Regions from separate parts of the Mus musculus genome. Here region 1 is linked to region 2. A link is a loop called in an ENCODE intact Hi-C map of the cell type or tissue named here. Cell type or tissue: heart. All regions are shown on one strand. Links, peaks and the distances in the headings refer to the core of each region. The heading gives the core; the rest is flanking DNA.

Evidence for each region. Peaks named below come from ENCODE experiments on the same cell type or tissue, not always from the same donor. Only the 100,000 strongest peaks of a DNase experiment are listed, where the experiment ranks them.
Region 1: it touches region 2 in a loop (27-fold over the local background); 8 of 42 quality-filtered maps call a loop at or near these places.

Annotation. Positions count from the first base shown.
Region 1 is chr7:140,312,821-140,328,129 of GRCm38, forward strand. It overlaps Olfr525 (olfactory receptor 525), which reads left to right and starts at 9,881. Exons shown (of 1, transcript NM_146956.1): 1 at 9,881-10,810. The coding sequence starts at 9,881. The coding sequence ends at 10,810. It also overlaps the pseudogene Gm6314. In heart, for the core only: no CTCF peak of the experiment used is centred there; no DNase peak of the experiment used is centred there.
Region 2 is chr7:140,413,670-140,428,978 of GRCm38, forward strand. Olfr532 (olfactory receptor 532) reads right to left here and starts at 6,102. Exons shown (of 1, transcript NM_147026.1): 1 at 5,173-6,102. The coding sequence starts at 6,102. The coding sequence ends at 5,173. In heart, for the core only: no CTCF peak of the experiment used is centred there; no DNase peak of the experiment used is centred there.

The DNA.
Region 1 (15,309 bases), core at 4,626-12,625, 99 kb before region 2:
GTCCCATGCTGCGATGGGGAAATGGACAAGGACTCCCACTCTTAAGCAAGAAGCTACCTGCAATTACTACTTGCACTCTCATTGGGTGTATTAACCACACTCCTCCTAGGCCCTGTGCCTGGGCTTGTTACCCAACACAAATGGAACTCAATGGTAGTTTTATAGTCTTTTTGTCTCATGTTGCTTTGCTTGGAAATTTTATTTTTGTCTTAGTGCTCTTTTGCTTATATATTCTGGTTGCTATTTTTGTAAATTTTTCATTAATTAATTAATTAATTAATTACACTACATTCAAACAACAGCTTCCTCTTCCTCCCCTCCTCCAGTCTCTCCCTCTCTCTTCCCTTCCTCCCAGCTCATTTTCTGCTCTCCTCAGAGAAGTGGAGGCCTCCCATGGATAACAACCCTCTTTGGCTTATCAACTTGCAGTAGGACTAGGCTTCTCTCCCATTGAGTCAAGCCAGTTCGGGGAAAGGGATCTAAAGCAGGCAAGAGAATCAGAGACAGCCCCTGCTTCTGCTGTTAGGGGCTCCACATGAAGACCATGACCCATCCAGCAGGTCCAGTTATTCGAGGGTCTCGAGGGGACCTCCTCCTAATAACCAAATGGGGGTTAGAGAGAGACGAGGGTCTTGTACGAGTAACGACACGGAAACGGTTCTGAAGTTGTATCAAGACCCCAAAATGTATTAGCCAGGCCCAAGGTTTAAATACACAAGCAAAAGGGGAAGTGCCTTTCAGCAGGAAGGATGGGGCAGTAGAATTGCACAAGGAAACGGGGAAGTACAGATACTTATCAGCGGGAGGGATGGGGCAATACAAGCAAAAGGAGAAGTACTTATGGGAAGGGGGGGCAATAGAAATTCTTTCTTTTGACAGCTACACGGGGAAGCAGGAACTTGGTGGTGTCAGGGTGTGGTCAGGAGAGCGGTGATGACCCAGGGCTGGAACATCCCGTAGTTCTCGGAATCCATGTGTCGGTGGCCCGCTTTTGACCCTCTTTTCTTCTTGGGGGGAGAGGCCCAATTCAGAGATCAGGACAATAGCGTTGCCTTAATGGCTCCCAACAAGACCACACTGCAGATCTGTTACATCTGTGTAGAGGGCCTAGGTCCATCCCATGCATGGACTCTGGTTGGTGTTTCAGTCTCAGTGAGCTTTTATGGGCTCAGGCTAGTTGATTCTGTAGGGATTTTGAGGGTTTGTGTGTGTGTGTGTGTGTGTGTGTGTGTGTGTGTGTGTGTCATGTTTCTTGTTCCTAACATATTAACATATCCAATGATATTGCCATTATTTGGTCTTGTTTATATAGCCATATTTAGGAGAGATTGTATGCACAAGACTTCTTGGTATTTTGGCTCTTATAATCTTTCTCTTCCCTCTTCCTCCATGTTCTCTGAGCCATATATGCAGGAGCTGTGATGCATGAGTATTGATTGAGGCTGGACTACCTACAATCCATTGACATCTACATTGTGTCCAGTTGTGGTTTTCTGTCATGGTCTCCATTTGCTGTTAAAGGAGAAATCTCTTTGATGGAGGTGTCATAGCTACACTTATCTGTTAGTATAAGAATTTGAATGTAGTAGAGAATTAGCAAGGTGGCAGTAGTACAGTCTTTTCTAAGATCCATAATATCACTAGTCCCAAGAAGCTGCTTAGGTTTCCAGTTCAAGGTGACTAAGTTAGGGTGTCTATTGCTGTGAATAAAAACCATGACCAAGGCAATTCTTATAAAGGAAAACATTTAATTAGGGACTTCCTGACAGTTTCAGACGCTTAGCCCATTATCGTCATGACAGAGAGCATGGTGGGAGCATGGCATTGCAGTGGTAGCTGAGAGTTACATTCTTACAGAGAGAGAGAGAGAGAGAGAGAGAGAGAGAGAGAAACACTAGGCTTCCACTTTTTGAAACCTCTAAGCCCATGCCTGTGACAAGGCCATACCTTCTTACCCTTCTCAAATAGTGGCACACTCTAGTGACTAAGCATTCAAATATATGAGCCTACCAGGGCCATTCCTATTCAAACCACCATGCCAGGCATGATTGATATGTGGTCTGCCTAAAACCTTAACACCTATGCACTAGTAATTCATGTTATTAGAAGATAGACTGCACACTACCAAAGGAGAAAGGTAAACACAAGCCCAACTACAAACACTTTGGTCTACAAGAGTGATCTGCCTGCAAAAGCAATAGTAGCACAAGGCTTGTGGTAGTCACCAGCCAATACTAGCTTTAAGGCCTACTCCATGAGATGAAATCCTTACTCAAAAACCTTGCTGCTTGGGTGGCTACAAACATGACACTAGATAGTGAGGGATCAAGAGGAAAATAACACACACTGTTTTACTAAAGGAACTTAGCTATAAATGACTCCGAACAATGTTATACTATACTCAGCCATCATCAGCAAAGCTTCCTCCTTTAGCAGATGGGGCCCACAGCCAGACAATATACAGAGAAAGAGAGACCTTGGAACACTCAGCTCTTAAAAGAATGTCTCCATCAAGCCCCTCTACTGAGAGCTCAGGAAATCTGTGGGACAGGAGGGGATAAGGCTGTAAGAGCCAGAGGGGATGGAGCCTATCAAAGCATCAAGACCTTCTACATACAACAGAGTTGCACACATACACACTCACAGAGACTGCGGCAGCATGCACAGGGCTTGCATGGGTCTGCACCTGATGGACTCTTAGAGCTGAAAGGAGAAGTGGACACAAGCCCCATCCCTAACACAAATGCTGTGTCCAATTGATGGCCACTTTTAAATAAAAAATTATTTTTCTTCAAGGGGATCTCACCAGGGACACAAACCACAATGATGGGTCCCATGGCCAGCAATGGTTGCCCATCAGGAAGTGAACTGGTCTTCAATAGTGAAAGTTCACCAGAAAAGGCCCTTTGGACTGTTCCTCCCCAGGGTACAGGGCTCAGACCCACGCAGCAGCAGCTCTTCCGTGAAGAAGGAAGCAATCGGAGAGTCAGCAATGAATGTGGAACATGAAGTTAACCTCCTGGTGGAGGAAATTAATCGCCTGGGTTCCAAAAATGCTGATGGAAAATTAAGTGTGAAGTTTGGGGTCCTCTTCCAGAATGACAGATGTGCCAATCTCTTTGAAGCATTGGTAGGAACTCTGAAAGCTGCAAAACGAAGGAAGATTGTTACATACACAGGGGAACTACTTTTGCAAGGTGTTCATGATGATGTTGACATTGTATTGCTGCAAGATTAATGTGGTTTGCATGGCTTGGTGTATCTGATAAACTGGAATAATTAAGTTAAAAGACTAATGTGAATTTCCTTATGTATTTTTATAGAACTTTTTTTATAGGACCTCAGGAGCAGGTCCTCAGGGCTGCTAGCCCAGGCTATGCCATTATTATATTGAGCCTGTTTGCTGGATGGCATTGGGAATAGAGCCAGCACAGCATAGCTACCCAAACCCCTCTCCCTGAACCCACTCTGGGCACTGAGGGATAGAGTGGTGAATAGGGTGTTATGAAGTCCAGTGAATGTGGGTTCAGGACTGTATAGTGTATTAAAATATTCTTCTCTGGAAATAGGTAAAATTCAGGAACCTAAAATGTCTTTCCATGCTACATTTAAAAGCTAGATGAGAGCGGCCTGACCATACTGTGTGCCCTTTGTGTAGCACTTCCCATTGGAAGATCCTGCCCTCTGTCAGCATTAGCTTAGCCTTAGCTTCTGATTCATAAAACACACTCAGGGACTTAACTTTCACTGTACCCCAACTGGCAGTCTTGAGTGGGAAGTGACGAGAGCCCAGTACACACATAGTCTAGATGGCCTCAACCTTAGTGACCACAGCTCCCTCTCCTATCAACAGGAGGCTGCTTTCTCAGCATTTGGGGCCTACGGTATGTACAGGAATGTGGAGGAGAGGTTACTTACAGGAGCTGTATCACCAAAGGTCACCATAGGTTGGGTGACAAAATTGGCTCACAAAATTTGGGAACCTGGAGCACACTCCAGGCAGCTCAGGAGGTTGGAGAGTGTTGTTTCCAATGAGTTGGTAGGTCTAAGCATATTCCAGGCACCTCTGTCGGTTTCTTCTTCCAGGTAGCTGGTCTGGTCTCAGAGTCTTCTTTGGCTTGTGTGATGGTGACTCTCAGCAGCCTTTATTGTTTATTAATGGATGGAAGGAGCCTTGTGAATCTGATCAGTTTTAGGAATTTACTAAAGCTATTTCAATTTTCCCCATTAATTTATTTATTCACATTAAATCCCAGTCAATACTCCCCACCTGCAGCCCCAGATGGAAACTGTAACAATGACATCAGTCCACTATGACTCTACATAAGAATGACTTGTGCTCACATAGGGAGTGGTGACTTCAGTTAGTGGGCTGCAATGTTTCTGGACTGACAGGAGGCATGTCCTGCATTGTGAAGGGAAATGTTTGCAGATATGGCAGATGGGAAAAGCCACAGTGAACAGATTTCCTGGGTAAGGCTGACCCAGTGGGGAGCATTGCTGGGTTCCATGGAGTCAAGGTGAGCCAATGGGAAACATTGCTGAGGTCTGGTTTTCTACCAAGTGGTGCATATGCCACTGCTGCTCTGTTCTCCAGTGCAGAGGGTTCTTCCCATCTGATTTAGTTACTCTCTGTCTTTGTGATAAGATACCATGACAAAGGGAGTTCATAGCAGGGTCTCTTTGGATTGACAGTTCCAGAAGGATAATGGTCCATGTATCCTTGATGCATAGCAGCAAGGAGCAGGCATGGTAGCTGGAGCAGAAAGCTGAGAGATTACATCATCAATGATGAATGCAAAGCAAAGAGAGGAAACTGGAGGCATGGCAAGCCTATACATCACCAGAGCTCACCTTCAGTGATGTTCTCCCACCAGCAAGCCATACATCTTAAACCTCCCCAAACAGTGGCATCACCTGGCAGCCAACTTCAAATACCTGAGCTTATGGGAGTGATTTGTTGTTCAAATCAGCATAGCATCTGCCCCTGCCTGATCCCCATGCCGGGAAAGACCTGCTTCCTCTAGGTTCCAAGATTGCAATAGACACTCCTAGTCTTTAAGTGGCTCCCTTGAAGTGACATTTGGGTTTTTGTTACTCAGAAAGCTCTACCAGGAACTGTTGGCCTCAGTGATGCAGATGAAAGAGGGAGGATTAGTTTTATTTTGATAGAAGCTCAATGCACTTGCTGGACACTCAGGTAGTGAGGAAAAGATAGTAAGGCTAGCACACTTCACAGGTGGGAAGCCGTAACAGGAATGAAGTATTTAGAGAAAATGATTGCGTGAGCCAAACACACATTGCATGGAAGCTAATGATTTTGGAACACGTTTATTCTTGTGATGTCTTTGTTAATGTTTTCTTTAGCTTCTAGCAAATATAAACTTATGAATAAATCAGGAACCATGGGGGCACAACAATAATCCCAGTACTTGAACTTCACAGTAAGACTGTCTCCACAAAAGGAAGTCAATCATAAAAACAAGCCGACAACTACAATCACAGAGAGCATTTGGGGCTGAGTGGAGACTAGGCTCAGAGGGAGAAGCAAGGCTTTCTTGGGTAGGGATCCTGTTGGAGGAAGCCCAGGATTTGGTGCATGTGGGACAGCCAACCAACCCAATGAAAGTGATTCAGGTCAGCAAGCCATTGGAGTGGCACACAGTGGGTTTCCCTGCACAGGATGCTAAGCTTTGGATGCTCCAATAAATTGTACAATAGCATGGGCTCTAGAGACAGCCCTTTGTGGGTGTGGGGTTGCATTTCTACTTTTCATGAGTGGCTGTGGTCCAGATCTGATGCCTATCCTTCTGCAGTTCAAAGAGTGAGTCTAGCTCATGTAACTTTGGATCTTTCTAGGTGTGTGAAACTATTGACATATTTGTTTTCAGAAATCTAAATGTGGTCCCAGGAGTTCTTTATGTCCAAACTCCTGGAGGATAAAGAACCACTACATAGGGAACAAATTGGCCCCCAGTGACTGAACCTGGCATTGAATGGCCCCATGTGCACCAGCCCCTAGGCAGCTCCAGGACATCAACAAGTGGAGCTCCTGTAACCACAAGCAATGGGATGAACCAAAGCCTGGCCATCCTATCCTACTGAACAGGAGAGCCCAAGGTCATCTTCAAATCAGTTCTAATTTAATTCTCACGAGAAAACAGCCATGGGGATATTCTAAGTGCTGTTCTCTTTAGAGGTAGCCCAGACAGGCCTACCTAACTCCATGATGGATGTGTATAACCCCATCGCCCAGAGGGATGACAAACAGAGGCTGCTCCTACTTTACTACATGCAATGTCAGTCCTTCTAATGCACTGGGTGTGTTATGGATAACATGTTGCTGTGTGTTCTGCAGGAGCTCATCTAATGTCATCAGAGTTGCTTTCATAGAGCCTCCATGACCAGCTCCCCCTAGCTTTCCTCTTCTGAGCCCTCTTTCCTATTTGGGGTTGTGTAGGAGATAGTCCTACAGTTGCTTCCTAAATAAAAATGAAAAATGTGGCTTACTGTGCCTTCTTTGAAGAGTCAAAGCCTCCTGTACTCTGTGCTGTCATACCTGAGCTGAAGTGGTGGTGGGGGGCTGCTTCAAGGAGCAGTACAGGCCAGTTGCAGGGCTGTCCACCTCATTCAAGTTCTTGACCCTACAGCCCCTCCCTGCTGGTTAGCTTTTAGCTGTTAATGTCCTTCACTGCATGTGGCCATTAAAGCAGCCAAACCACCACATGGTATTTTCACAGGCAGAAGACAGAGTCCTCACAGGCCTATGGGCAGTTGTTAGGTCCATGGCCACACTACCACATCTCATTGCTGGGCTGTCTGGGTACCCTGCTCTGTGATGACTGCTGCTCCAGGGCAGTGAGGGGCAGATGACCGACCATCAGTTTTCCATGAGCTAATTAGCCCTAGGTTTGAGGCTTATATGCTATAAATATGGTGACTTGTTTTGGACTACGCATTATCCTTAAACCAGTGTAACAGACTTAAATTACTTATTAGTTTTATAACTCAGATTAGTCTCTTTATGGTGGATTGACTAGAAAGATCAAATTTAATTGAAGCTCTTATCTCATCTTAATGTGCTCTACAAATTGTTCGAATCTTGAGTTGTGCTATAAGTGTTGTGTTTGTTGTTCTGTTAAATAGGTAACATTTTAGGAGAGATTGATAATGTGCATATTAACAGAGTTCAAGGACTTTGGAGGATCTGGAACTTAAGGTGGCCAGTGGTCATTTGGTTTGTGGAGTTTGGATTATTTTAGGTCCATTAGTTTTTGCAATGACTGATTCTGAACGGGTTACTTTGTGTACTGATCTGTGACTACAAGAGATGGTTCACCCCCGCTGTGAGTCTTCTGGCTTTACAGGGAAGCCAATCTGCTGCCAAGGGCTCATGCCACAGAACATGGTGGACCTCAAGTCCTGTAATTCATGCTGAACCTCACCTCCACAGTTTTCACACAATCTCTCCCCATGGGAAGATTTGAAAACTTCAGAGAAAAGTTGCTTCTATTCAGGGTCAACCTCAAGTGTGATCTACCATAATGACTGTGCATTTCCCAGTCAAAGCATGAGAGTGGCCTACAATTTATGTCCTCAGATAGTGATGAATTAACTGATCAGAGTTGGTTTATCAATAGGACCATGTCACACCAAGATAATTTAATGATGCAATGATAAAAGGAGGGGAGGGAAACCAATAAACTATGCTGAGGAACAGTTTGTTAACATGAAATACATCCTCCTACAGGGATCAAGGGTACATGATGCTCAGGCAAGCTGTCTTGCACGCATCCCCAGGGTAGAAATCACCACAGGGGGTCAGTGTCCTAGAGCACATGACCTCAGGCATCTGCTTTCTCTATGCCTTAGGGTCCTGGTGTCTCAGCTTGGGGACTATGGCCTAGAGGGACTCCTGTTTACCTCATTGTGGGTAATTGCTCTCTGTGGGCCACTCCCTAGCAACCTCAGTGTCCACCCCATGGGGCAGACCCTACATTAAGGTCAAGAGCAAACAAAAGAGACACAGGGTTATAGCTTTGTGCCCATCCTGTATGTTCTCTATGACATGTAGACATCTTGGGTATAGATGGGCAGCCACAGACAGCTTCTCCTTCCATGTGAGTTGCTCCTTCCTCTATTCCCTCTTTCCTTTTGGGTACCCATCTCTCTCTCTCTCTCTCTCTCTCTCTCTCTCTCTCTCTCTCTCTCTCTCTCTCTTTCTCTCTCTCTCTCTCTCCTTTCTTTCTTCTTTCTGTGTCTTCTGTGAGGGAGAGATAATTCTCAGAAGAGATTTGGTTTTGCTTTGATCTATTTTAGTATATAAAAATGAAAAAAAAACCTGTTACCAGAATTACTTTGACTCATAGTTACAGTTTGAAACTTTAAATGCATGGCTCTGTAGGTTTGCTCTGTGACCTATCTGCACTGTTGATCAGTATGAATAGAAATCTTGCCTTGTGGCTTGGCTCTGAGGCAGATTTGGGTCTCTAAAGAGGCATGGTGGTTTCCTGTGGATCTGGTACAGAGTTCAGAACTCAGAGCCACCTGTGGCCTGAATAGTTAGAAGCAGACAGTTACTAGGGTTGAGATGTAGACAGAGGGAATTTGGGGGGTTCAGTTGAGAGGCCCTGCCTTCTGTATGAGGCCCCTGGGATCTGCAGGGAAGGCTCACAGATAAATCTTTCCTTTTGTGGGCACAAGTATGGGTCTTGAAGTTTCTATGGGTAGCTTAGCTCTTCAATAGGAGGGGTTGGGGAATCATAGGCTCAGGTCCTTCTCTTAAGTTCACCCTGTAGGAGAAAGACCTTGATCTGTGCAATCACAGGGGGAAAGTGTCTTCCTTGTTCAGCACATACCCTTTGTGACTTCTTTGTTTTCACATACCCTTTGTGACTTCTTTGTTTTCATGTAGCCAACATCCCACTCATGGAGTCTCCAGGATGGGTGTGGGCCTGCTCATTCCCATCAGATAGTAGAAAGGGGCAGAGCTCTTTCTCTGCATGCTGATCAGTTCCTATTCTTCTCTACCTGAGAGGCCCATATGCTTGGAGAGTCCTGGATGATTAGAGATATATGTGTATAAGGTGAGGGGAAGATAGACTTGAAGCTGGGTAGGAGTGATAGCCTAGAAATTGGGGGCTGGCGTGAAGCCAGGTCCATGCCTTTCATGTTGTTTCCAGTCCTGGCACAGCCTGATACCTTCTCTGGCAGGCACAAGCCTTCCCAGGGTAGTGAGTGATACCTGTTGTCCTCGCTGGGTTTGTCATCCTCAAGGGAGTGATTTAGAGTGGCCACGTAGAAATAGACAGTTCTGGTATTTACAAAAGGGTTATATTCATTCCCCAAGAGCCAGGGCCATCTGTACCACCTACATGCCATTCTGTAACAGCTTCGTGTTCTGAATCTATCACGACCCCAAAACATACATCCTGGAACTGTTTTTATGCCTGCCTCTGAGAACCCTGGCCCACTCCTTGATAAGGTTGGTCTTCTCTAGGTTCAAAAGGTCTATGCTGTGGAACAGACTGCCCCTTAGTATGCCTTAGCTGCCTGGTGTACATGCTGAAAGGAGCTCCAGTTCTCAGAGTATCATAGGGCATGATCTATGTTAAATCAAACAGAAGCTGTAGATGGATATTGCCCATCACAGGCAGGGGTTCCTTCTGTTCTGGGTCTACTGTGTACAGAGTGGAGAGTTCATGCTCACACTGTCACACTGTGTTGAGAGATGATGTTATCAATTCTACAGAAACAGAGCATTGAGAAGCACTCCTACTCACGGCTGTCTGAACCCAGTGTGAAATGATGGCTGCCTCACACCTGGTGTCTCCTTGACCATCCCATCTGTGTCACAGTAACTCCCAGGACTCACTCTCAAATGGAAATAAACAATTACACAACTGTGGTGGAGTTTGTCCTGCAGGGACTCTCTGAGGACCCTGGGCTCCAGGCTCTCTTCTTGGCCTTTTTCTTGCTTCTTTACATCCTGGCTCTTGCAGGAAACACCCTCATCATCATAGCCATCAGCCTCAACTCAAGCCTTCACACCCCCATGTACTTCTTCCTTGCAAACCTGGCCCTGTTGGACATCGTCTGTACATCCACTGTTCTTCCCAAGCTGCTGGAGGGTTTGGTGGGTAAGAGCAGCCACATTTCTTATAAGGGATGCATGACCCAACTCTTTTTCCTGACCTGGTTTCTAGGGGCTGAGCTGCTGCTGCTCACTGCCATGGCCTATGACCGCTATGTGGCCATCTGTCGCCCACTGCACTACAGCATGCTGATGAGCTGGCCCATCTGTGTCCTGCTCGCCGGCAGTGTGTGGGTCATCAGTGCAGCCAGCACATCTGTGCACACTGGCTTGATGGCACGACTCAATTTCTGTGGCCCCAACCAAATTCGTCACTTTTTATGTGAAGTCCCAACACTGCTGCTTCTGTCTTGCAGCCCAACCACCCTCAACAACATCATGATTGTCATTGCAGATGTTTATTTTGGTGTGGTCAACTTTCTGTTGACTATGATATCCTATAGCTTCATCATCACCAGCATCCTGCGCATCCGCTCCACAGAGGGCAAGAAGCGAGCCTTCTCTACCTGCTCTGCCCACCTGGTGGTGGTTGTCCTGTACTACTCCACCGTCATCTACACCTATTTGCAGCCTGGCTCCGGATCCTCCTTGGAGAATGGCAAAGTAGTTGCTTTATTGTACACAGCAGTCAGCCCTACCCTGAACCCCGCCATTTATTCTCTAAGGAACAAGGATGTCAAAGTTGCCCTCAAAAAGTTATTTCCCTGTTTCCAATGAGGAGGCAGAAGGCAACAAATGTGACTTGATCAAGCTGTTGATGAACTATTTGGGATGTGTGACTGAGAATCTGATGTCCTGTCAGAGAACAGATAGGTAATTCATATGGATGTACATCTTCTGTGCTCTCATTGGAGGAGCCACTGGCCATTTTCTTTTGGAAGTGAGGACATCCAGGTTTGGGGTAGGCTGTGTGTTTATATCCTGGGTAGCTATCTCTTACGTAGAGCTTTTTGGTATCATGCATTGGAGAAAATCACCCAGACCCGGATATTGGACTAAGTCCTCTTAGTTTGGACTTGAGAAGTGTGTCTGGTGGCACCATGGTCCTTACACCTCTGAGAGGAGAGAGAACAAGCAATATGCTTCTCATACCAGCAATGCCCAGGAAAGGTGTGGGTTGACACATCTCTTCTTCTCCAGTTGGGATGCTTTGCTGTCATAGTAGAGGATGCCAGACTTTTCTTGGTTTGGACAGAAGCTTCTGCAGACTGAGTAGGAGTTCAATCTCCCTCTGGCCTCTGAATGCTGTTGCACACTGCATCCTCCTAGACTCTCTTCTCACCTCTACACAGTCTCCTCTGGACTATGATAAACACTGTGTTGTTTGATGCTGTTGCTAGCATCCTCCAAATGTACAGTTGCCTTGTGATTCTTCACCTCTGAATCCTTTGCTGTGGCTGTTTTTTTTTTTTTTTTTTAAGACCTTGATTTCTTTGCCAGTCACTTGTTCCAAGACACTTGTCAGAGTCTTTTGTTTTGACCCACTCCCTGCCATGTCATGATTGTTTTCTCTCTTCAAGGGCACACTCATGATCCTAGGAAGCCTCTATGAATGACCCAATACTCTCCACTCAGTATACAAGCAGACGCATGTACAACCACACCTGTTAATGTCAGTGGTGTTCATGTTCTCAGAGATCAGTCCACAGAAAGTAGCTTTTTTCTTTCTACCAAGCAGGATGTAGAAGTCCACATAGGTTATCAGGCTTAGCAAGCACCTCTACCTGCTGAGCCATCTCATTGGTCCTACATATTTGGTCCTGAGATGTGTTTTCTACCCTGTATCCAGGGTTTTAATGTCCACAGTTCCGTACTGAAAGAATTCAAGCATAGTGAATTGGTCAGGATTTAGCCGGGCAGCTGTGATCTTGTACCCACTGCTCTGCTGTTGAGTTCTTGCTCTATATCCACTTCCTAATTTATTTATGCACATGCCCCTCTACTTTACTCATTTCAAAACAAGCTGCAAACATCAATTAATTCATTCTCCCTTAAATAGTTTCATATGCGTATTAGAGGCAGTCATTTGTTTATAGGTTTTTCTGGCTTGGGTAAAATTTTCAGACAGTGAAATGAGTGACTCAGTGTATCACTTACTGAGTTTTGGCAAATACACAGAGCTATGCAATGCAAGTCTCCTAGGAGAGTGGAGATGGTAGCCTTTAATGTAGGATGTTTTACCCAGGGCTGTTCTACATGTTGGACTTGAAGTCATCAGTGTCCTTTCTGGTAGTCATTGCTGCCTGATATTTCAGCTGCAGGTCGATTTTGTGTGTTATAGAACTTTGTACACACGGCGTCATGCAACACACATTCTTTGACATGTATGCTCTTTCATAGCACAGTGTTTTTTAATTTTATTTATATGTATGAATGTTTTGACTGGATGTATGCATGTGTACCACAAGCATGCCTGGTGCCCTTGGAGGTCAAGAGAGGGTGTTGGATCCCTGGTTGAAGTTACAGATGACTCTAATCCAACATATGGGTGTGGTACTACAACCCAGTTCATCTGCATGAGCAATAAGTGTTCCTAGGTGCTGAGCCATCTTTCTAGCCCAGAAAAGTATTTTAAGTATTCCTTCCTGTTATCATGCATGTGTAACAAGTACTGTGCTCTTTTCTATTTTGGTGAGCAGTAGATTCTAAGGCTTTATCACACTGTATTATCCAGCTTCTTTCTATAGATAATCATCAAAGTCCTATTCCATGCTTTTCTTTTTCTGTAGTAAGTGACTGTGAATGGCTTTGTGGGGTCTCAGGGTGTGTGTGGGCTGAGTTTTGTAAGGAAATTATCACCGAGGTTTCATCCTTTTCATGCTCATCAACAGTGAATGGGGTTTCTACTGGTATTTACCACCACCTACATTCATTGATAGAAAGAAGTTCAGAATTGAAGTCTAACTATCCCTAACTCCTGAGAGGCTCCTGAGAGGCTCCCTGCTGCTTTAGGAGTGACACTGGCATTGGGGGTGGCTTGCATTGTTCTTTACTGCAGAGGTGCAGCCCTACAAACTACCCCAATTATTGCTTCACACATCTGTTCTGCCCCCCCCCCCCCATGCTCATTAACACTCCTGTTGATTTCTTTATTTGATGTGTTGCTTAGGAAGGCATTACTTAAACTCTAAATATTGAGGCATTTCCTGTTGGCATTGTTATTGATTGCAAGGAGGCATGAATTTGGCTTGATCTAGCTTCCTTAGAGTCAGTTGCTCCTGGAGCACTCTGTGCCTTTCAGTTCCTGATAAACCATGGGACTCTTTCAGGCAGTGAAGCATTCAGGCTCTGTGTTTCCTGGAAGTCAGTGAAGCTCCACAGGACAATTACTCTGAGACATTAATATTGAATACTCTGTATAACATGCAAATGTTGTTGTGGGAAGCCACATGTGCCGTTGCAGAGTGGCGCTGGCTATTGCTGGCCACCACGAATAAGTTTGGACAAACAACCAATGTGTACATATGCAGTAAATCTTTTTGCCAAGACACTGCCTGGCCCGAGCATGACAATGAGGTTTTGAGAGTATAACCAATCAGATGTGAGACATGCAAATAAGGTATGATAATGAGGTTCTGTGAGGTACTGAGAGAGAGTAACCAATCAGATGAGGAACATGCAAATGAGGTATAGTGCATAACCAATCCGGGTGTGACACACGCCTCTCCTAGGCCTATATAAGCAGCACCAGTTCCGGGCTCGGGGTCTCTTCGCCACTGCAATCAAGCTCTCCCAATAAACTTGTGCAGAAGGATCCTGTTGCAGTGTCGTTACTGCTGGCCAGTCCGGCACGCGCAAGATGTTGTGTCTTGGCAACTACAATCATACTCTTCCTGGCAACTGCCATTATACTCTGTCCCTGATAGGGGTATCCAAAGTCTGATTGTTTGTAATGAACTTGTCTCATCCTCAGTCTTGCTCAGACCCCTCCATCCTGGTCTGGTTTCATTTCTCACTGACCAGATCAGGAGATCCTGGCTTAGTGCCAAAGTGCTGGTGCTTAGAGTTGGCTTTAATTCTGCAACTCTCTCTGTCTGTCTATCTATCTATCTATCTATCTATCTATCTATCTATCTATCTATCTATCTATCTAATCTTATATCACTTATACCCTTTTAATTGTGTTGAGACTTGTTTTATTGCTGAGTATGGGGTAAAAGTCAGAGAGACCTCATAAAGTCCCTGTATCCTGTCATCATTGTGTGTGGCGCTCATGCACTGGTTTGGAGGCTGATAGTCCTTGCTTATCTCTCTCTCCTTGTTCTGTCCCTAACTGAGAGGACTGAGATACCCCACTGTAATAAACCAGATAACATTGTCTTGTACTTATACCAGTTTCGCTAGGACATGCGGGTTTTGTGTTCTTCTGTTACACTGTTTCCAACTCCATGTTAATACTTTTCATCAATAAATAAGTTCTTTTATTCATGCTACTAACTTCTACTCTGAGATTAACACTGATATTAAATCAATCCCTCTAGCTTTCATTCAACTGTTAGCATAGTGTATATTTTTATTATTTTACTTCCAGCCTTATCTATCTATCTATCTATCTATCTATCTATCTATCTATCTATCTATCTATCTATCTATTTTTCCCGAGACTGGGTTTCTCTGTGCAGTTTTGGCTGTCCTGGAACTCAGGCTAGTCTCGAACTCAGAAATCCACCTGCCTCTGCCTCTGATTACAGGCATGAACCACCACTGCCCGGCTTTATTTTTATATTTTAAGTATATACTTTTGTAGGCATCATATAGTCTGATTATGCTTTATTCTGCAACCTGAAAAACATGCAATAGTTAATTTGGATATTCTGACTGTATTTAATGTGGTTATTTCATTTATGAAAGGTAACTTCTCAACCTCCTATTTCCCGAGGTTGCCTGTTTGCATTCTTTCTGCTGACCCTCAGGATTTCAGTCCTTTTTTTCTCACCCAATACCAGATCAGGCTCTCCTCTTCCCCCCAATGCTCCCGCCATCCACTTTCCCTCTCAGATCTCTCTCTCCCTCCCCCCTTGTGATTGCTTTCTTCTCTCTCCCAAGTGAGACTGAGGTATCCTCACTTGGGCACTTCAGCTTGTTGACCTTTTTGAGTTCTGTGGACTGTATCTTAGGTATTCTCTACTTTTTTTTTTCTAATACCCACTTATCAGCGAGTACATACCACCATGCCTTTTTGGGCCTGAATTACCTCATTCAGGATGATATTTTCT
Region 2 (15,309 bases), core at 2,575-10,574:
AGCAATAGTGACACTAATGCACACATAAAATTTTTGACTCAAAATTTATACTGTCAACAAGAAAAATTTATATTGTCTGCAGAGCTTGGGAATTTAAAAGAGACTGAATGAATAGACAACCAACAACTGACCCAACTTGAAATCCACCTCATGTTCAAGCACCAATCTCTGTTACTATTGATGACTCTCTGTTATACTTGCAGACAGGACTCTAACACAGCTGTCCTCTGAGAGGCCCAACCCACCAACTGACTCAGACAGAGGCAGACACCCAAACCAAACAGTGGATAAAGCTTGGGAACTCTTATGGAAGAATAAGAGAAAGGTTTGCAGTGTCTAAGAGGATAAAAACTCCACAAAGTTCACAGAAGACTTATTTATAATAGCCAAAAGCTGGAAACAACCCAGATGTATGTTCCTCAACTGAAGAATAGATACAGAAAATGGGGTACATCTACACAATGGAATACTATCCTGCTATTAAAAACAAGGATATCATGATTTTTTTAGGCAAATAGATGAAACTAGAAAATATTATCCTGAGTGAGGTAACCCAGACCCAAAATGACATGTATGGCATATGCTCACTGATAATTGAATATCAGCTAAAATGTACAGAACACCTAGTATACAGCCTATAGACCATAGTATGATAAGCAGAAAGGCCCAAGAAAGGATGCTTAAATCTCACTTAGAAGGGAGACCAAAATAATCATAGGAAGCAGAAGCAGTGATTTACCTGAGTGGGAGAGGGGAGGCAGTAAGCAAAGGGGGTCAGGATCAGATATGGGGGGGGGATAGGAAAGAAGCCCAGAGGGCCAGGAAAATGAATGGAAATAAGCAGTTGTTGAGGGTGGGATGTAGGAGGGATCTCTAGAAAGTCCCAGAAACTGGAATGTGAGATGCACCCAGGACTCAATGTGGTGACCCTGGCTGAAATACCCAATATTGGGGAGATAGAGCTTGAAGAGTCCACCTCCAGCAGTCAGACAAGGCCCCCAGTAGAGGAATGGAATCATAAACCCACCATCAAAATTTTTTATCCAAATTGCTCCTGTCTAAAAGAAAAGCAGAGACAAAAATAGAGCAGACAGAAGGAATGGCAGACCAATGTCTGGCCCAACTTGAGATTCATTCCATGGGTGGGGACCAAACCATGGCACTATTACTGATGGTAGGTTGTGCTTGCAGCCTAGCGTGACTGTCCTCTGAGAGGCTCTACCAGCAGCAGACTGAGACAGATGCACAGCCAAGCATTTGACTGAGGTTGGGGATCCCTGTGGAACACTTGGGGGAAGGATTAAAAAGAACTGAAGGGGAGGGCAACGCCATAGGAAGACCAAAGGTATCAACTAGGAGTTCACAGAGTCTAAGTCACTAACCAAAGAGTATACATGGGCTGATCCAAGGCCCCTGGCATACATGTAGCAGAGAAGTGACTGCCATTTTGGACCCCAGTGAAAGAGGATTTACCTACTACTGTAGTGACTTGATGCCACAGAGAAGGAGGTTGACCAGGAAAGGCAAATTCTTAGAGGGGAAGAGGAGGTGAGATAAGGTGAAGAATTTTGGAGCAGGGGACTGGAGAGGCAACATTTGGGATGTAAATAAATTTTAAAATTAATATAATTATGCAGAAAATAAAATAATGAAAAAATACATCATACCAACAGTCGAATGAAATATGGACCAGCTTAGTGTTTTAATATCAGACAGTCTTAAGCTCAGTGCAGAAGTTAATAGCATGAATAAAGGAAATTATTGATTGATAAAGGGTTAACATGGAGTTAGAAATAGTCAGTGTGACAGAAGAACCCCAAAACACTTCTACCCCTAGCAACAGAACTATTATGCACAGGAAAAGAAACTGATATAAGTACAAGGCAAAGTGAAGTGGTTTATTACAGTGGAGTACCTCATTCCACTCAGTAATGAACAGAACAAGGACATTAGCGCGAACTAATTGCCTCCAGAAACTTTAACCTCCATTCTGCATGAGCACCAACACAATGATGACAGGACACAGGGTTTTTTTCTCTTATTTTTTAATTAGGTATTTTATTCAATTACACTTCAAATGCTATCCCAAAAGTCCCCCATACACTCCCCTCACCAATCCCCCACCCACACACTCCCACTTCTTGGCTCTGGTGTTCCCATGTACTGTGGCATATAAAGTTTGCAAGACCAAGGGGCCTCTCTTCCCAATGATGACTGAATAGGCCATCTTCTGCTACATATGCAGCTAGAGACACGAGCACTGGGGGGTACTGGTTAGTTCATATTGTAGGATACAGGTTTTTTTTTGATGACCCATGGAACATATGTGCGTGTGTATATATGTGCATGTGTGTGTACGTACAGTCAGTGAGAAAGGAAAACCAGACCAGGATGGAGGGGTCTGAGCAAGACCAAGGATAAGACAAGTTCACTACAAACAATCAGACTTTGGAGACCTCTATCAGAGACAGAATACAATGGCGGTTGCCCAGGGAGATTACAATTGTAGTTGCCAAGATACACTTTTTGAAAGCTACACAGAGTATGCAATGTTAATGTCTCAGAGTAATTGTCCTGTTGATCTTCTATATGCTTTGCTGACTTCTAGGGAACACAGCCGGAATGCTTAATTTCCTTGGGGAATGCCTCAGTTTTTCCGGAACTGAAAGGCACAGGGTTCTCCAGGAGCAACAGAATCTAAGGAAGCTAGAACAACAGTGCCAACTGGGAAATGCCTAAATATTTAGAATTTAAGTAATACCTTCCTGAGTACCACATCAAAAAAAAAAAAAAAAAAAAAAGGAAATCACCAGGGGTGTTAAGGAGCACAGGGGCAGAACAATGTGTGAAGCAGTAGTTGATGTAGTTTGTAGGACTGCACCTCTGCACTAAATAACAAAAGTGCAGCCCTACAAACTACATCAACTACTGCTTACAACCCCAATGCCAGTGTCACTCCTAGAGCAGCAGGGACCCTCTCAGGAACTGAGCAGGAGTCAGGGATGATTAGGCTTCAATCCTGAGTCCTTTTCTTTCAATGAATGTAAGTGAGAGTAAAAGCCAGTAGAAATCCCATTCACTGTTGCTGAGAGTATGAAGGGTAAAACCCCAGTGAAAACTTTGTTACAAAACTCAGCCTCAACTCACCCTGAGTCCCTGAGAAGCCATTCACTGTCTCTTACTGCAGAGAAAGAAAGGAATGGAAGAGGATTTGTATGATTGTTTATGGGAGTTGAGTAATAAAGTGTGTTATAGCCTTAGATCCTAGTACTCACCAAAATGGAAAAGAACATAGCATTGGGTACATAAGAGAACAGGAGTGCATTTTAAATATTGTTGTGTGGCTGGAAAGATGTCGCATCATTTAAGAACACTTACTGCTCTGCAGATGACCTGGGCTCTATTTGCCCATCCACATGTTGGCATACAGCCATCTGTCACTTCATTCCAGGGGATCTAACACACTCTTCTCACCTCCGAGGCCACCAGGCATGCTTGTGGTACACATAAAAACATCCAGTCAAAATCTTTATACATATAAATAATATTAAAAAATAAAAAAACAACATGCTATGAAAGAGCATACATGTCAGAATGTGTGTTGCATGATGTCATGTGTACAAAGTTGTATAATACACAAAACTGACCTGCAGCTGAAATGTCAGGACAGAAACTACTACCAGAATGGGCACTGATGACCTCAGGCCCAACAGGTAGATCAAACCTGGCTAAAATATCCTACATTGAAGGCTGCCATCTCCACTCTCCTAGGAGACTTGCATTACATAGCTATGTGTATTTGCCAAAACTCAGTAAGTGATGGCCTGACTTGCCCATTTCACTGTCTGAAATGTTTCCTTAGGGGCCCAGGCAAGAAAAACCTATAAACAAATTATTGTCTCTCATATGCACATGAAACTGTTTAAGGAAGAGTGAATTAATAATTACAGCCTGTTTTGAAATGAGTGAAATGGAAGGGCACCTGAACAAATAAATTAAGAAGTGAATATAGAGCAAGAACTCAACAGCAGAGCAGTGGGGAGAAGATCGTAGATGTCCGGCTATATCCTGACCAATTCACTTTGCTTGAACTCTTTCAGTAAGCACAGTGGACATTAAAACCCTGGATACAGTGTAGAAAACACATCTCAAGATCAAATGTGCATGACAGTAAGATGATTCAGTGGGTAAAAGTGCTTGCTGCCAAGCCTGATAACCTGTGTTGACTTCTACGAGTCCCCTTCGTAGAAAAGCAAATGAGCTGGATCCTATACCTGATTGATGTATGATGAGCATGAGCACAATGGCATTGGCAAGTGCAGTAGTGCATGAGTGTGCTTGTATCCTAAGTGGAGGATATTGAGCCATTTACAGAGGCTTCCCACGATCATGAGTGTGCCAATGAGGAGAGAAAATAATCATGACATAGCAGGTATTGGTCAAAACAATATAGACTCTAACAAGTGTCTTGGAACAAGTGATGAGCAAAGAATTCATGGTCTTTAAAAAGAAGGTACACATATAGATCCAGAGGTGAGGAATTACAGGGGCAGCTGAACATTTGTAGGTTGCTAGCAAAAGCATCAAAGAACAGAGTGTTTATTATAGCCTGGAGAAAACTGTAGGGGAGGGAAGAGAGTACAGGAGGATGCTATGGACAGTGACATCCAGAGGCCAGAGGGAGATTGAACATCTACTCAGTCTGCAGAAATTTCTGCCCAAAACAAGATATGATAGCAAAAGTTCCGGCAGAAAAAGAACAGAGGAGTCAAGCCACACCTTCCTGGGTATTGCTGATATGAAAAGAATGCTCCTTGTTCGCTCTCCTCTCAGAGGTGTAAGGACCATGGTGCCACCAGACACAGTTCTCAAGTACAAACTAAGAGGACTTAGTCCAATATAGGTGTTTGGGTGATTTTCTCAAATGCATGATACCAAAAAGCTCTATGTAAGAGATAGCTTTCCAGGATATACACACAGCCTTCCTCAGACCTGGATGCCCACACTTCCAAAAGAAAATGGCCAGTGTCTCCTCCAAGGAGGGCACAGAAGATGTACATCTACAATATAAATTAACTATCTGTACTCTGACAGGACATCAAATTCTCAGTCACACATCCCATATAGTTCAACAACAGCTTGATCAAATCACATTTGGTGACTTCTGCCTCCTCAATGAAAACAGGGAAATAACCTTTTGAGGGCTACCTTCACATCCTTGTTCCTTAGAGAATAAATGATGGGATTCAAGGTAGGGCTGACTGCTGTGTACAGTAAGGTAACAACCTTGCTATTCTGGAAGGAGGATCCAGAGCCAGGCTGTAGATAGGTGTAGATGATGGTGGAGTAGTACAGGGTGACTACTACCAGGTGGGCAGAGCAGGTAGAGAATGCACGCTTCTTGCCCTCGGCTGAGCGAATGCGCAGGATGCTGGAAATGATGAAGCTGTAGGATATCATAGTCAACAGAAAGTTGAGCACACCAAAATAAACATCTGCGATGACAAGCATAATGTTGTTGAGGGTGGTTGGGCTGCAAGACAGAAGCAGCAGTGTTGGGACTTCACATAAGAAGTGACGAATTTGGTTGGAGCCACAGAAATTGAGTCGCACCAGCAGGCCAATATGCACAGATGTGTTGGCTATGCCAATCACCCACACAAAACCTGCAAGCAGGACACAGATGGGCCAGCTCATCAGTGTGTTGTAGTGCAGTGGGCGGCAGATGGCCACATAGCGGTCATAGGCCATGGCAGTGAGCAGCAGCAGCTCAGCCCCTAGAACCCAGATGAGGAAGAAGACTTGGGTCATGCATCCCTTATAAGAAATGTGGCTGCTCTTACCCACCAAACCCTCCAGCAGCTTGGGAACAACAGTGGAGGTACAGATGATGTCCAACAGGGCCAGGTTTGCAAGGAAGAAATACATGGGTGTGTGAAGCCTTGGGTTGAGGCTGATGGCTATGATGATGAGGGTGTTTCCTGCAAGAGCCAGGATGTAAAGGAGCAAGAAAAAGGCCAAGAAGAGAGCCTGGAGCCCAGGGTCCTCAGAGAGTCCCTGCAGGACAAACTCCACCACAGTTGTGGAATTGTTTATTGCCATTTGAGAGTGAGTTCTGGGATTTACTGTGAAACAGCTGGGGATGGTCAAGGAGACACAGGGTATGGGGCAGCCATCATTTCACACTGGGTCCAGGATTGCTTCTCATGGCTCTGTTTCTGTAGAAATGATAACATCATCTCTCAACACAGTGTGACAGTGTGAGCATGAACTCTCCACTCTGTACACAGTAGACCCAGATCAGAAGGAAGCCCTGCCTGTGATGGGCAATATCCTTCTAGAGATTCTGCTTGCTTTAACATACATCATGTTCTATGATACCTTGAGAACTGGAGCTTCTCTTAGCATGTATGCCAGTCAGCTAAGGCATACCAAGGGGCAGTCTGTTTTACAGCATAGACTTTTTTGGATCTAGAAAGGACCAAACTTATCAAGGGGTGGGCTGCCTTCTCAGAGGCAGGCAGAAAAACAGTTTGGGAGAGAGGACGATTGGGATCTGGAGTGGTTTAGAACATGGAACAGTTATAGCATAGCACCTCTTTTCTGCACACCACACTTTCTATTTCTCCATTGCCACCCCGAGTCACTCCCTTGTGAATGATAAACTCAGTGAGGACAACAGCTACCTTGCACTGGTGGAGGCTTGTGCCTGCCAGAGAAGGCGTCTGACCATGCTATGGCATAGATCCAGCTTCAATCCAGCCAAATTTCTAGACTATCACACTGCCAGTTTCACATCTGTCCTCTCTTCACCTCATACACATATATCTGTAATCATCCATGACTCTCCATGTGTATAGGCCTCTCACGTAGAGAAGGATGAGGACTGATCAGCATGCAGAGAAAGAGCTCTGCCCCTTTCTACTGTGTGATGGGATTGAACATGCCCAGACCCATCCTGGAGACTCCATCAGTGGGATGTTGGCTACAAGAAAACAAAGAACTTAAACAGGATATGTGCTGAACAAGGAAGACACTCTCCCCCTGTTAGTGCACAGATCAAGGCCTTTCACCTACAGGGTAAACTTGAGAACAGTGCCTGAGATTTTGATAACCCCATCCCCTCCCACTGAAGAGCTAAGCTATCCATAGAACTCTCAGGACCCATACTTGTGCCCACAAAGCCAAGGGTATTCCCTATAGATACCCAAGGTATCTTATGGAACATAAGGCTACTCAAATGAACCTCCAAGCCTCCTCTGATTATGTCTCATCCCCAGTACCTATGTGCTTGTAACTCCTCAGGTCACAGGAGTTTCTGAGTGCTGAACTCTATACCAGACTCACAGAAAACAGTCTTCCCTAGAGATCCAGCTCTGCCACGGAGCCAAGCCATAGGGCAAGATTTCTTTTCACACTGATCAACTGGTCATAGGCACAGAGCAGACTTATAGAGTCATGCATTTAAAGTTTCAAACTGCAACTCTGAAGCAAGGTGATTCTGGTAAGAGTTGTTTTTTTATATTTTTATACACTAAAATTGATCAGAGCAAAACCAAATCTCTTGTGATAATCATCCCATCCTCAGAGAAGTTAAAAACAAGGAAAGGAAGGAAGGAAGGAAGGAAGGAAGGAAGGAAGGAAGGAAGGAAGGAAGGAAGGAGAGGAAGGAAGGGAGGGAGGGAGGGAGGGAGGGAGAGAGAGAGAGAGAGAGAGAGAGAGAGAGAGAGAGAGAGAGAGAGAGGGAGAGAGAGAGAGAGAGAGAGAAAGAAAGAAAGAAAGGAAGGAAGAAAGAAAGAAAGAAAGAAAGAAAGAAAGAAAGAAAGAAAGAAAGAAAGAAAGAAAGAAAGAAAGAAAGAAAGAGAGACAAGAAGGTGGATGCCCAAACAGAAAAAATGAATAGAGGAACAACTCACATGACAGGAGAAGTCGGTCTAAATCCAAAAGGTCTATGTGTTTGGAAGAATTCATACATTATGTCCACAAAGAGCCCTGTGTCTCATTTTTGTACTTTTGTCCTAATGTAGACTAGCCACTGGGGTGGACTCTGGGATTTCTTGGGAGTGGCCCTCAGAGAGCAATTACCAACAGTGAGGTAAACAGGAGTCTCTATAGGCCACAGTTGCCAAGCCATAAGTCATGGAGAAAGCTGATGCCTGAGATCATGTGCACAACTCTTGGACACTGACCCCTTGGTGATTTCTACCCCAGGGATGCCACCAAAACATCTTGCCTAAGCATCATGTACCCTTGATCACTGTAGAAAGATGTATTTCTTGTTAACAAACTGTCCCTCATCCCATTGTTTATGGTTACAGGAGCTCCACTTGTTGATGTCCTGGAGCTACCTAGGGGCTGGTACACATGGGACTGTTTAATGCCAGGTTTCAATCCCATTTTTTTCCCTTTGTAATGGTGCTGTCTATTCCAGCAGTTTGGACATAAAGAACTCCTGGGACCATATTTAGTTATGATCTTGGAAGACAAATATGTTAATAGCTTCACACACCTATAAAAATCCAAGGTTACATGGGCTAGGCTTACTGTGTGCCACTCCAATAGCTTGCCAACCTGAATGCCTTTCATTCGGTTGGTTGGTTGTCCTACATGGAACAAATCCTGGGCTTCTTTCCAGTGATGGCCAACTAGGCCATCTTTTGATACATATGCTGCTAGAGTCAAGAGCTCCGGGGTACTGGTTAGTTCATAATGTTGTTCCAACTATAGGGTTGCAGATTCCTTTAGCTCCTTGGGTACTTTCTCTAGCTCCTCCATTGGGGGCCCTGTGATCTATCCAATAGCTGACTGTGAGCATCCACTTCTGTGCATGCTAGGCCCCGGCATAGTCTCACAAGAGACAGCTATATCTGGGTCCTTTCAGCAAAATCTTGCTAGTGTATGCAATGCTGTCAGTGTTTGGATGCTGATTATGGGGTGGATCCCTGGATATTGAGTCTCTAGATGGTCCATCCTTTTGTACAGCTCCAAACTTTGTCTCTGTAACTCCTTCCATGGGTGTTTTTTTCCCAATTCTAAGAAGGGGCACAGTGTCCACATTTTGGTCTTCTTTCTTCTTGAGTTTCATGCATTTAGCAAATTGTATCTTATATCTTGGGTATCCTAAGTTTTGGGCTAGTATTCACTTATCAGTGAGTACGTATTGTGTGAGTTTCTTTGTGATTGTGTTACCTCACTCAGGATGATGCCCTCCAGGTCCATCCATTTGCCTAGGAATTTCATAAATTCATTCTTTTTAATAGCTGAGTAGTACTCCATTGTGTAAATGTACCACATTTTCTGTATCCATTCCTCTGTTGAGGGGCATTTGGGTTCTTTCCAGCCTATGGCTATTATAAATAAGGCTGCTATGAACAGAGTGGAGCATGTGTCCTTCTTACCGGTTAGGACATCTTCTGGATATATTCCCAGGAGAGGTATTGCTGCATCCTCCCGTAGTACTATGTCCAATTTTCTAAGAAACCGCCAGACTGATTTCCAGAGTGGTTGTACAAGCTTGCAATCCCACCAACAATGGAGGAATGTTCCTCTTTCTCCACATCCTCGCCAGCATCTGCTGTCACCTGAATTTTTGGATTAGCTATTCTGACTGGTGTGAGGTGGAATCTCAGGGTTGTTTTGATTTGCATTTCCCTGATGATTAAGGATGTTGAACATTTTTTCATGTGTTTCTCTGCCATTCGGTATTCCTCAGGTTAGAATTCTTTGTTCAGTTCTGAGCCCCATTTTTTAATGGGGTTATTTGATTATCTGGAGTCCACCTTCTTGAGTTCTTTATATATATTGGATATTAGTCCCCTATCTGATTTGGGATAGGTAAAGATCCTTTCCCAATCTGTTGGTGGCCTTTTTGTATTATTGACGGTGTCTTTTGCTTTGCAGAAGCTTTGCAGTTTCATGAGGTCCCATTGTCAATTCTCGATCTTACAGCGCAAGCCATTGCTGTTCTATTCAGGAATTTTTTTCCTGTGCCTATGTCTTCAAGGCTTTTCCCAACTTTCTCCTCTATAAGTTTCAGTGTCTCTGGTTTTATGTTCCACTTAGATTTGACCTTAGTACAAGGAGATAGGAATGGATCGATTCTCATTCTTCTACATGATAACAACCAATTGTGCCAGCACAATTTGTTGAAAATACTGTCTTTCTTCCACTGGATGGTTTTAGCTCCCTTGTCGAAGATCAAGTGACCATAGGTGTGTGGGTTCATTTCTGGGTCTTCAATTCTATTCCATTGGTTTACTTGTCTGTCACTATACCAGTACCATGCAGTTTTTATCACAATTGCTCTGTAGTAAAGCTTTAGGTCAGGCATGGTGATTCCACCAGAGGTTCTTTTATCCTTGAGAAGAGTTTTTGCTATCCTAGGCTTTTTGTTATTCCAGATGAATTTGCAGATTGCCCTTTCTAATTCGTTGAAGAATTGAGTTGGAATTTTGATGGGGATTGCATTGAATCTGTAGATTGCTTTTGGCAAGATAGCCATTTTTACAATGTTGATCCTGCCAATCCATGAGCATGGGAGATCTTTCCATCTTCTGAGGTCTTCTTTAATTTCTTTCTTCAGAGACTTGAAGTTCTTATCATACAGATCTTTCACTTCCTTAGTTAGAGTCACGCCAAGGTATTTTATATTATTTGTGACTATTGAGAAGGGTGTTGTTTCCCAAATTTCTTTTTTTTTTCATTTTTTTTTCTTTTCTCCATTTTTTAGTAGGTATTTAGCTCATTTACATTTCCAATGCTATACCAAAAGTCCCCCATATCCACCCACCCCCACTCCCCTGCCCCCCCCCCCTTTTTGGCCCTGGTGTTCCCCTGTACTGGGGCATATAAAGTTTGCAAGTCCAATGGGCCTCTCTTTCCAGTGATGGCCGACTAGGCCATCTTTTGATATATATGCAGCTAGAGTCAAGAGCTCCGGGGTACTGGTTAGTTCATAATGTTGTTCCACCTATAGGGTTGCAGATCCCTTTAGCTCCTTGGCTACTTTCTCTAGCTCCTCCATTGGGAGCCCTATGATCCATCCATTAGCTGACTGTGAGCATCCACTTCTGTGTTTGCTAGGCCCCGGCATAGTCTCACAAGAGACAGCTACATCTGGGTCCTTTCAATAAAATCTTGCTAGTGTATGCAATGGTGTCAGCGTTTGGATGCTGATTATGGGGTGGATCCCTGGATATGGCAGTCTCTACATGGTCCATCCTTTCATCTCAGCTCCAAACTCCGTCTCTGTAACTCCTTCCATGGGTGTTTTGTTCCCAAATCTAAGGAGGGGCATAGTGTCCACACTTCAGTCTTCATTCTTCTTGAGTTTCATGTGTTTAGCAAATTATATCTTATATCTTGGGTATCCTAGGTTTGGGGCTAATATCCACTTATCAGTGAGTACATATTGTGTGAGTTTCTTTGTGAATGTGTTACCTCACTCAGGATGATGCCCTCCAGGTCCATCCATTTGGCTAGGAATTTCATAAATTCATTCTTTTTAATAGCTGAGTAGTACTCCATTGTGTAAATGTACCACATTTTCTGTATCCATTCCTCTGTTGAGGGGCATCTAGGTTCTTTCCAGCTTCTGGCTATTATAAATAAGGCTGCTATGAACATAGTGGAGCATGTGTCCTTCTTACCAGTTGGGGCTTCTTCTGGATATATGCCCAGGAGAGGTATTGCTGGATCCTCCGGTAGTACTATGTCCAATTTTCTGAGGAACCGCCAGACTGATTTCCAGAGTGGTTGTACAAGCCTGCACTCCCACCAACAATGGAGGAGTGTTCCTCTTTCTCCACATCCACGCCAGCATCTGCTGTCACCTGAATTTTTGATCTTAGCCATTCTGACTGGTGTGAGGTGGAATCTCAGGGTTGTTTTGATTTGCATTTCCCTGATGATTAAGGATGTTGAACATTTTTTCATGTGTTTCTCTGCCATTCGGTATTCCTCAGGTTAGAATTCTTTGTTCAGTTCTGAGCCCCATTTTTTAATTGGGTTATTTGATTTTCTGAAGTCCACCTTCTTGAGTTCTTTATATATGTTGGATATTAGTCCCCTATCTGATTTAGGATAGGTAAAGATCCTTTCCCAATCTGTTGGTGGTCTTTTTGTCTTATTGACGGTGTCTTTTGCCATGCAGAAACTTTGGAGTTTCATTAGGTCCCATTTGTCAATTCTCGATCTTACAGCACAAGCCATTGCTGTTCTGTTCAGGAATTTTTCCCCTGTGCCCATATCTTCAAGGCTTTTCCCCACTTTCTCCTCTATAAGTTTCAGTGTCTCTGGTTTTATGTGAAGATCCTTGATCCACTTAGATTTGACCTTAGTACAAGGAGATAAGTATGGATCGATTCGCATTCTTCTACACGATAACAACCAGTTGTGCCAGCACCAATTGTTGAAAATGCTGTCTTTCTTCCACTGGATGGTTTTAGCTCCCTTGTCGAAGATCAAGTGACCATAGGTGTGTGGGTTCATTTCTGGGTCTTCAATTCTATTCCATTGGTCTACTTGTCTGTCTCTATACCAGTACCATGCAGTTTTTATCACAATTGCTCTGTAGTAAAGCTTTAGGTCTGGCATGGTGATTCCGCCAGAAGTTCTTTTATCCTTGAGGAGACTTTTTGCTATCCTAGGTTTTTTGTTATTCCAGACAAATTTGCAAATTGCTCCTTCCAATTCGTTGAAGAATTGAGTTGGAATTTTGATGGGGATTGCATTGAATCTGTAGATTGCTTTTGGCAAGATAGCCATTTTTACAATGTTGATCCTGCCAATCCATGAGCATGGGAGATCTTTCCATCTTCTGAGATCTTCCTTAATTTCTTTCTTCAGAGATTTGAAGTTTTTATCATACAGATTTTTCACTTACTTAGTTAGAGTCACGCCAAGATATTTTATATTATTTGTGACTATTGAGAAGGGTGTTGTTTCCCTAATTTCTTTCTCAGCCTGTTTATTCTTTGTATAGAGAAAGGCCATTGACTTGTTTGAGTTTATTTTATATCCATCTACTTCACCGAAGCTGTTTATCAGGCTTAGGAGTTCTCTGGTGGAATTTTTAGGGTCACTTATATATACTATCATATCAAAAATTGATATTTTGACTTCATCTTTTCCAATTTGTATCCCCTTGATCTCCTTTTGTTGTCGAATTGCTCTGGCTAGGACTTCAAGTACAATGTGGAATAGGTATGGAGAGAGTGAACAGCCTTGTCTAGTCCCTGATTTTAGTGGGATTGCTTCCAGCTTCTCACCATTTACTTTCATGTTTGCTACTGGTTTGCTGTAGATTGCTTTTATCATGTTTAGGTATGGGCCTTGAATTCCTGATCTTTCCAAGACTTTTATCATGAATGGGTGTTAGATCTTGTCAAATGCTTTTTCCGCATCTAACGAGATGATCATGTTATTTTTGTCTTTGAGTTTGTTTATATAATGGATTACATTGATGGAATTCCGTATATTAAACCATCCCTGCATCCCTGGAATAAAACCTACTTGGTTAAGATGGATGATTGCTTTAATGTGTTCTTGGATTTGGTTAGCAAGAATTTTATTGAGTATTTTTGCATCGATATTAATAATGGAAATTGGTCTGAAGTTCTCTATCTTTGTTGGGTCTTTCTGTGGTTTAGGTATCAGAGTAATTATGGCTTCATAGAATGAGTTAGGTAGAGTTCCTTCTACTTCTATTTTGTGGAATAGTTTGTGCAGAACTGGAATTAGATCTTCTTTGAAGGTCTGGTAGAATTCTGCACCAAACCTGTCTGGTCCTGGGCTTTTTTTTGGCTGGGAGACTATTAATGACTGCTTCTATTTCTTTAGGGGTATAGGACCGTTGATATCATTAACCTGATCTTGATTTAGCTTTGGTACCTGGTATCTGTCTAAAAACTTGTCCATTTCATCCAGGTTTTCCAGTTTTGTTGAGTATAGCCTTTTGTAGAAGGATCTGATGGTGTTTTGGATTTCTTCAGGATCTGTTGTTATGTCTCCCTTTTCATTTCTGATTTTGTTAATGAGGATGTTGTCCCTGGGCCCTCTAGTGAGTCTAGCAATGGGTTTATCTATCTTGTTGATTTTCTCAAAGAACCAACTCCCCGTTTGGTTAATTCTTTGAATAGTTCTTATTTCCACTTGGTTGATTTCACCCCTGAGTTTGATTATTTCCTGCCTTCTACTCCTCTTGGGTGAATTTTCTTCCTTTTTTTCTAGAGCTTTTAGATGTGTTGTCAAGCTGCTAGTGTGTGCTCTCTCCCGTTTCTTTTTGGAGGCACTCGGAGCTATGAGTTTCCCTTTTAGAAATGCTTTCATTGTGTCCCATAGTTTCCGTATGTTGAGGCTTCATTTTCATTTAACCCTAAAAAGTCTTTAATTTCTTTCTTTATTCCTTCCTTGACCAAGGTATCATTGAGAAGATTGTTGTTCAGTTTCCACGAGAATGTTGGCTTTCCATTATTTATGTTGTTATTGAAGATCAGCCTTAGTCCATGTTGGTCTGATAGGAGGCATGGGACAATTTCAATATTTTTGTATCTGTTGAGGCCTGTTTTGTGACCAACTATATGGTCAATTTTGGAGAAGGTCCTGTGAGGTGCTGAGAATTAGGTATATCCTTTTGTTTTAGGATAAAATGTTCTGTAGATATGTTAAGTCCATTTGTTTCATCACTTCTGTTAGTTTCACTGTGTCCCTGTTTAGTTTGTTTCCAAGATCTGTCCATTGATGAAAGTGGTGTGTTGAAGTCTCCCACTATCATTGTGTGAGGTGCAATGTGTGCTTTGAGCTTTACTAAAGTGTCTTTAATGAATGTGGCTGCCCTTGCATTTGGAGCATAGAAATTCAGAATTGAGAGTTCCTCTTGGAGGATTTTACCTTTGATGAGTATGAAGTGTCCCTCCTTGTCTTTTGTGATAACTTTTGGTTGGAAGTCAATTTTATTCGATATTAGAATGGCTACTCCAGCTTGTTTCTTCATACCATTTGCTTGGAAAATTGTTTTCCAGCCTTTCACTCTGAGGTAGTGTCTGTCTTTTTCCCTGAGATTGGTTTCCTGTAAGCAGGAGAATGTTGGGTCCTATTTATGTAGCCAGTCTGTTAGTCTATGTCTTTTTATTGGGAAAATGAGTCCATTGATATTAAGAGATATTAAGGAAAAGTAATTGTTGTTTCCTTTTATTTTTGTTATTAGAGTTGGTTTTCTGTTCTTGTGGCTGTCTTCTTTTTGGTTTGTTGAGGGATTACTTTCTTGTTTTTTCTAGGGCGTGATTTCCGTCCTTGTATAGAATTTTTTCT